Regions from separate parts of the Homo sapiens genome. Here region 1 is linked to region 2. A link is an interaction called in ENCODE POLR2A ChIA-PET data of the cell type or tissue named here. Cell type or tissue: GM12878. All regions are shown on one strand.

Region 1 (4,000 bases), 52 kb after region 2:
TACAGGCATGACCCACCGCACCCGGCCAATTACCTTATGTTCTTTCGGGTCTTTGATGGATGTTCTGTTTGCTTCAGAGGGACTCCTATCCTGGATTACCTTCAAGGTGAGCAAATAATGGTGGGGGCGAGGGGGGTGGTGCGGGGAGGACACAACTCTTCAGATTTGATGCTGTTTTGTCACAAACCTGATCAGTGATCTCAGCAATCAAGATGCAGAAATGAGTCATAGCGATAGCACTGTTCTGTACATGGGAGGCAGTGTCGTTGTGGGCAAAGGAAGTCTTGCACTAGGGAGCAAGAAGGACCAACATGGGAGGGCCCTCTCAAGCCCAGGTGGGAATTCAGCCCAGAGGCCTGGTGCAGCTTCACAGGAGAGCACAGCGGGGCTGCAGCGCAGGCCAAGTCTGGGAAATCTCTCTGCAGTTTCCTGTTCCCCAGCTGTATTTTATTGGCCAAGCCCACCTGCCCCAGCCCTCCCCTTTTCTAATACACCAAAAGTCACAGCAGCACCTCTGATTGTTTCTGCTACATTAAAACTGGCTGGAAAATGTGAAAATTCCCTCTATCTCAGGAGAGCAAGATGAATGAGTACAGGGAAGTTATTTTTAAATCTCCTCAAAATAAAAACAATGTCAGAGGTGGTCAGGAGAATGAAAGAAAAGTAAATAAATAAATATCCCAGGCAAGGAAAGGCATGAGAAGAAAATACTATGTGTTTTTATTTGGCTTGGTTTCTTTCAAATAAAAATGTTGTTTGGCCAATATTCTGAGTGAGAATTTCTTTTTTGGCAGTGAGTTGGCTGTGTTGAGGCTCTCTTTGCAGATCACCAGAGCACTTCAAACCCGGCACAGGATGTGAAGTGTGGTTACCTGCATTAAGCCTCACTGTCAGCCTAGGCCAGGCATGTGGTTTGAATTCCTCCCCAACTTTCCTTGACTAGTCCATTTATCTTCTTTGACAGGTAGTCCTGAGACTCTGTTCTAGCTCAGCCAAGTTGTTTCACTGTATGCTTGCCTCAGTTTCCTTGTATATAAAATGGGGCTACAATGGCTTGCGCAGCAGCCCTCTCCAAAGTGAAGGAAGCAGACCTCCCCTAGAGGGTGGGAGGCCAGAGAGTGCAGGGATGGACAACTTACAGGTGCATGGGCAGGAGGTGGGCATTTTCAGATGGAGCGTTTTAGGTGCTCATAGATGGGCCAATTAGCACCTTCCAGTTACTGCTAGGTGAGGGAAAGGTGAGAATAAAAGGATATTCACAACCTATAAAAATACAGGCCGGGCACGGTGGCTCACGCCTGTAATCCTAGCACTTTAGGAGGCCAAGGCAGGTGGATCACTGGAGGTCAGGAGTTTGAGACCAGCCTGGCCAATATGGTGAAACCCCATTTCTACTAAAAATACAAAAATTAGCCAGGCATGGTGGTGGGCACCTGTAGTTCCAGATACCCAGGAAGCTGAGGCAAAAGAATCGCTTGAATCCAGAAAGTGGAGGTTCCAGTGACCCAAGATCACGCCATTGCACTCCTGCCTGGGCAACAGAGTAAAACTCTGTCCATATACAAAAAGTATATATATATATGATATATATATATCATATATATATATCATATATATATGATATATATATATGATATATGTGTGATATATATGATATATATATTCATATATGACCTATCTATAGGAGAAAAAAACAAAAACTAAATATATATTTTAATTACCTTTACTAGGGAGAAACACACTAAATACAAATAAGGGGCCCATTCAATAGTAGTGGTGTGATAGTCATGCTTGAAGAATTTTATTTTTATCCATTCCTTTATTTAATTTTTTAATAAATACTTAGTAAATGTCTCCTGTACTCTCAGGCACTAACTTAGTACTATATATATATGTATGTGTATATACATACATATATATATATATGGAAAAAAAAACAATGACTGATGCATCTCTCTCCCAATGGGTCTTACATTCCAGGGGAGAAGAGAGACTTTAAGCAAAAATAAATAGATAAGTAAATAAAAATTCTGATAGATACTATAAAGAAAAAAATAAACTCCTCTGAAGAAAATCTCAGGGGTCCACTTGTGATTGTGGCATTTGAGCTAAGATCTGAAGATAGCAGGAGCTAGCTATGTGAACAGTGGGACAGAGAACATTCTAGGCAGAAGAAATGTGATGTACAAATGCACTTGACAAAGAAGATGCCAATGCATTTGGAGGTCAGGGAGCCGAGGTCCAAGATAGAGCTGGATAGGCAGGAAGGAACCAGATCATGCAGGGATCTGTAGGGGATGTTAAGATCTGTGGATTTCATTTTAGCTGTAATGGGGATTTGCAGAAGAGTTTTAAGCAGGGAAAAAAGAGAAAGTTTTAGGAGAGTGAAAATAGTGGGGCCAGCCAGGAGCTCTCTGAAGAGACGTGAGGTTGACGTGAACTAAATGGCCACAGTGGAAAGAGTTGGAGGCTCCAAGTTGTATTTAGGGGTAAAATGCAAAGGACCTGATGACTCATTGCATGAGTAGTAGCAAGGTTGAGAAGGTGGTAGGACAAGCTCCCAGAGTCCCAGTTTGAGCACTTGCATGGAAGAATGGTATTTACTGTGAATCAGTAAGCTGCTTTGAGGAGCTCACAGTCCAACCTTCAGAAAAGACTATTTGCCATGCAGATGCATATGTGCCATGCTTGAGGAATATGCAAAGCATTACATGAGTAGAAAGGAAGGAGACTATGAACCAGCATGCAGTTAGAAGAGGAGGCATCATACAAGGGGCACCCCTGGAGCTGTCACCTGAAAGACAGAGAGTGTTTAACAGATGGAAGGTAGAAGGTAAGTCTTTCAGGAAGAGGAAGAGCATTTAAAAAATATATAAGTAAAATTCCTGGCTGGGCGCAGTGGCTCACACCTGTAATCCCAGCACTTTGGGAGGGTAGGGTGGGGGTGGATCACGAGGTCAGGAGTTCAAGACCAGGCTGGCCAAGATGGTGAAACCCCATCTCTACTAAAAACACAAAACTTAGCCAGGCATGGTGGCAGCTGCCTGTCATCCCAGCTACTCAGGAGGCTGAGGCAGAGAATTGCTTGAACCCAGGAGGTGGAGGTTGCAGTGAGCCAAGATCATGCCACTGCACTCCAGCCTGGCCAACAGAGCAAGATCCCATCTAAAAATAAATAAATGAATAAATAAGTAAAATTCCCAATCTTACAGAACTTTTGAGATAATTTATGTGGAAGTACCTAAAACCATGTCTTGGATTTCATTGATGACGCTTACACCACTGTCACCAACCTGTCCAACAACAAAGGTTGTATGTGTAAATCTCATTCCTCTCCAGCCAAAGGGAGAATAAAATTCAAATAGACATCCCTGCCTCTTCCTTCCAAACCTAAGATATGTATATGAAATGATCAACATTTGCTCACCTGCAGGGCTGTTGACTGAAGCTTACAAAAAAGGAATTGATTTGTAAGTCTGGATGGTTTTATGTTTTGCATTTTAAAATTTTATTTCTTTATGTTTTAAAGTTAAGGTCATTTTTTAAATTCCTGCTCTCTCCATTTGTCTCTGTACATCCCTTGGTAACTTGCACAGGGCCTAGCACAAGGAGGTGTTCAACAAATATAACTAACAAATATGAGTCAGTAGAGCACATATAGGGGTCTCTGTCTCCTATTTTCCAGGCACTGTATTAGGTCAGGGTGTGCAGAGATAATTAAAGCAAGGTTTCTCTTCTCAAGGTCACAGACATAAATCTAAAGAAAAATATATGCATATACTTATATGCAGTGTGATAAATATGTGGAAATAAATATATATAGTCTCTCTTCCACTCCTTGACAAAATTCAGAAGTTAAAAGAATACAGCCAAACCAAAATATTTTTAAATTTATAAGCATTTGCAGGCTTGAAATCTCCAAAGCAAAGACTTGAGGGTACAAAAATCAGACTAAAGTGCAGTGAGTGGAATTCCTTGAAGTTACCCATAAATATTCGTC
Region 2 (4,000 bases):
TATCTAGATCACTCAAATTTTCTCCATATCAGCAACAAGGTCATTTCACTTTCCTATCATTTGTGTGTTCACTGGAGGAGAACTTTTCATTTCCTTCAAGAACTTTTTCTTTGCATTCACAACTTGGCTAAACATTTGGCAGAAGGTGCCTAGTATTCAGCTTATCTTGGCCTTTAACATGGTTTCCTCACTAAACTTAATTATTTCTAGCTTTTGATTTAAAGTGAGAAACATTAGGCTCTTTTTTTCACTTGAACACTTAGAAGCCATTATAAGGTTATTAAATGGTCTAATTTCAACGTTTCCTCTTAGAGAATAGGGATACCTGAGGAAAGGAAAAGAGACAGAGGAACAGGTGGTTGGTGGAGCAGTCAGAACACACACATTTATTGATTAACATCACCGTCTTATATGGGTATGGTTTGTGGTGACCCACAACAATCCCAATAGTAACATCAAAGGATCACTGATCACAGGGAGATTGAGTGACTTCTGTCCTGGTGAGGTAACAACAGAAAGAATCCCCTCCACCAAGAAGGCTGCCCTTCCCAAATCCTCCTCAAATTGGCCTGCGTGGTAGTCTCCCAAGATATTTCTTTTCCTCCTTAGTGATATACAACTTTTGTTCATTTTGGTCATAGGAGAAATTCCAAGAAATAAGAGAGGTAAGTTGAAGTGACTGACAAAGGATGGAATGCCACAGCTGTTGAGGTTGAGAGGTAGGCTCAGCAGTCCACCCTTGTGTGATCTTGAGCAAGCTCAGTGACCTCAGAGCCTATGTTTCTCACTGGTTAAATGAATATAACACAGGTGGCTGGGGAAAATTGTGGACAGGTGACAGGACTAACGTGCAGCTCCCACTTGGATGGACAGAACAGTGTGTGGAGACTCACACTGTGAAGTTTTGCTCCAAGAACCACTGCAGGGACATACCAGGAAAACCAAAAGAATTCACAGACCCTTTGAAAGAAGCAGTTTGCCACTATGAACTCCCGAGACAGCTGAAAACCTGTGAGTTCCCAAAGTGTGAGGGGGGGAAAAGTCCACTTTGAATTCTTATCCCCATTGAGGAAAATGGAAATCCAGATCATAGGAGAAGAATTTAACCTTACCTAAAGCTGAAATGGATATAGGGAGCCAAGTGAAATATAAAAGCAGAAGCAGCAGAAGGAAGAGCCCTGTAGGCACTCCTGGTCATCAGCTCGAGCCCAGGAAAGCCATCCCTGGCTTTATTACCTCAAAGGGGTCCTTGGAGAAAGCAGCCAGTGAAATTGGGCAGGGGCCACAAGGTGAAGGAAGCTTCTAGTTTATTACAATTAAATTTTGTAATAACTTTGACTGAGCATGAATTTTCCTGAGTAGAATCTGGGTTTGAGGGGGGCAGACAGGAAGTGCAGATACAAGCACAGAAGTGACAGTTGATGGTGAGGGCAGGTGGGGAAAGGAGAGGACTGAGAGCCCTGCTTGCTTTCTCAGAAGGGAGGCTTGTAGCCTTGGGCAAAATATCAGCCCTGCTCACAGGCTGCCTGGATATAAACTTGGTGCTGTTAGTGGGGCACAGTGAGAGTGAGACTGGCCTTGCTGGCTGCGTGGGAACTAAGTGAGGCCTGTCACTGCCGGCTTTTCCCCACTTCCCTGGTGACCTGTATGACATAGCAGAGGCAGCCATAATCCCCCTGGGAACATAACTCCATTGGCCTGAGAACCAACACCCATCCCCCACAGTGGCCACATCAAGCCCTGCTCAAGGAAAGTCTGAGCTCAGACCTGCTTAACCCTGTCCCCAACTGATGGTTTTTCTCTACCTGCCCTGGTAGGCAAAGCAAAAGACATGAACACTTGGGAACTCTATGGCCCTGCCAATTGCCTGAGAAACCCAAGTACTTATCCTGGCCAATGTAGGACAAGCTTATATCCCCCTTCTATTACCACAGTTGGTGCTCTCTTCAAAGTGCCACCTCCTGGCTGGAGGCCAACTAACTCAAGCCATTACAGCAACTCAAAACAGAACAACTCTGCTACAAATAAGGAAAAAACAACAGTTAATTCTACTGCCTGCAACACCATGGCTAATCAGAGGTCCTGAGTCTATCTGTGTGACAACTTCACTGCTAGCATAACCAGCATTCAAGAAAACCAGTGCACTAAACAAAACTACAACCAAGGACTCCCACAGAGTCCACTTCACTCCCCTGCCACCTGCACTAGAGCAGGTGGGGGTATTCATGGCTGGGAGACCTGAAGACAGATCACATCAGAGGACTCTTTGCAGACATTCTCCAGCATCAGCCAGGAGCCCAGGAGCCCCAGTGGGTAGCTAGACTCAGAAAGATAAAAACAATTGCTACACTCTGGCTCTCAGGAAACCTGGTCATGAAGGGAAGGAGGAGAGCACCACATCAAGGGATCACCCCATGGGACAAAAGAATCTGAATGGCAGTCCTTGAGTTTTAGATCTTTCCACTAAAACTGTCTACCCAAATGAGAAAAAATCAGAAAAGTAATTCTGGTAATATGAGAAAACAAGGTTCTATAAAACCCTCAAAAATCACACTAGCTCTCCATCAGTGGATCCCAACCAAGAAGAAATCTCTGAATTGCCAGATAAAGATTCATAAGGTTGATTATTAAGCTACTCAAAGAGGTACCAGAGAAAGGTGAAAACCAACTTAAAGAAATAAAAAAAATACATGATATGGATGAAAATGTCTCCAGAGAAATAGATATCACAATGAAAAGACAATTGCAACTTCTGGAAATGATAAATTCACTTAGATAAATGCAAAATACACTGGAAAGTTTCAACAATAGAATTGAACAAGTAGAAGAAAGAACATCAGAGCTCAAAGACAAGGCTTTTGAAGTAACCAAATCTGCCAGAGACAAAGAAAAAAGAATTTTCAAGAAATGAACAAGGCTCCAATAAATTAGAGATTATGGTAAATGACCAAGCATAAGAATAATTGGTGTTCCTCAGGAAGAAGAGAACTCTAAAGTTTGGAAAACTTATTTGAGGGAATAATTGAGGAAAATTCCTTGCTCTTGTTAGAGATCTAGACATCCAAATACAAGAAGCTCAAAGAACATCTGGGAAATTCATCACAAAGAGATCATTGCCTAGGCACATACTCATCAGGTTATTTAAACTCAAGACGAAGGAAAGAATCTTAAGAGCTGGGAGGCAAAAAGGAAAACCTATCAGAGTAAGAGCAAATGTCCCAACAGATACCCTACAAGATAGAAGGGATTGGAGTCCTATTTTTAGCCTCTTTGACAAGATAATTATCAGTCAAGAATTTTGTATCCAGTGAAACTAAGCTTCATAAATGAAGGAGAGACGAAGTCTTTTTCAGACAAGCAAATGCTGAGAGAATTTACCACTACCAAGCAAACACTACAAGTAATGCTAAAAGAAATTTGTTTCTAAATCTTGAAACAAAACCTCAAAATATACAAAAATAGAGCCTCCTGAAAGCATAAATCTCACAGGGCCTATAAAACTATAACACACACACACGCGCGCTCGTGCACACACACACACACGCACAAAAAGGTGACCAGGCAACAACTAGCATAATGAATAGAACAGTACCGTACATATCAATACTAACATGGAAAGTAAATGGTCTAAATGCACCACTTAAAAGATACAGAATGGGCCCAGCACAGTGGCTCATGCCTGTAATCCCAGACTTTGGGAGGCCAAGGCGGGCGGATCACAAGGTCAGGTGATCAAGACCATCCTGGCTAACATGGTGAAACTCCGTCCCTACTAAAAATACAAAAAGACTTAGCCGGGCATGGTGGCACATGCCTGGAGTCCCAGCTACTTGAGAGGCTGAGGCAGGAGAATCCCATGAACCCAGGAGACGGAGGTTGCAGTGAGCCAAGATTGCACCACTGCACTCCAGCCTGGGTGACAGAGCGAGACTCCATCTCAAAAAAAAAAAAAAAAAAAAAAAAAAAAAAGATATGGAAAGCCAGAATGGATAGAAATCAA

Evidence for each region. ChIA-PET counts read pairs that join two places held together with the same protein. Peaks named below come from ENCODE experiments on the same cell type or tissue, not always from the same donor. Only the 100,000 strongest peaks of a DNase experiment are listed, where the experiment ranks them.
Region 1: POLR2A ChIA-PET joins it to region 2 with 5 read pairs; 2 of 35 experiments call an interaction of 5 or more read pairs at or near these places.

What each region holds. Positions count from the first base shown.
Region 1 is chr1:56,156,828-56,160,827 of GRCh38, forward strand. It overlaps LOC124904188 (a long non-coding RNA gene), which reads right to left and starts at 1,554. Exons shown (of 2, transcript XR_007066109.1): 1 at 1-1,554. In GM12878, no CTCF peak of the experiment used is centred here; no DNase peak of the experiment used is centred here.
Region 2 is chr1:56,105,158-56,109,157 of GRCh38, forward strand. The region is part of intron 1 of LOC105378741 (a long non-coding RNA gene); the gene reads right to left. Among named protein-coding and RNA genes, the nearest start is that of LINC01755, 160 kb to the left of the region's middle. In GM12878, no CTCF peak of the experiment used is centred here; a DNase peak (open chromatin) is centred at 1,824.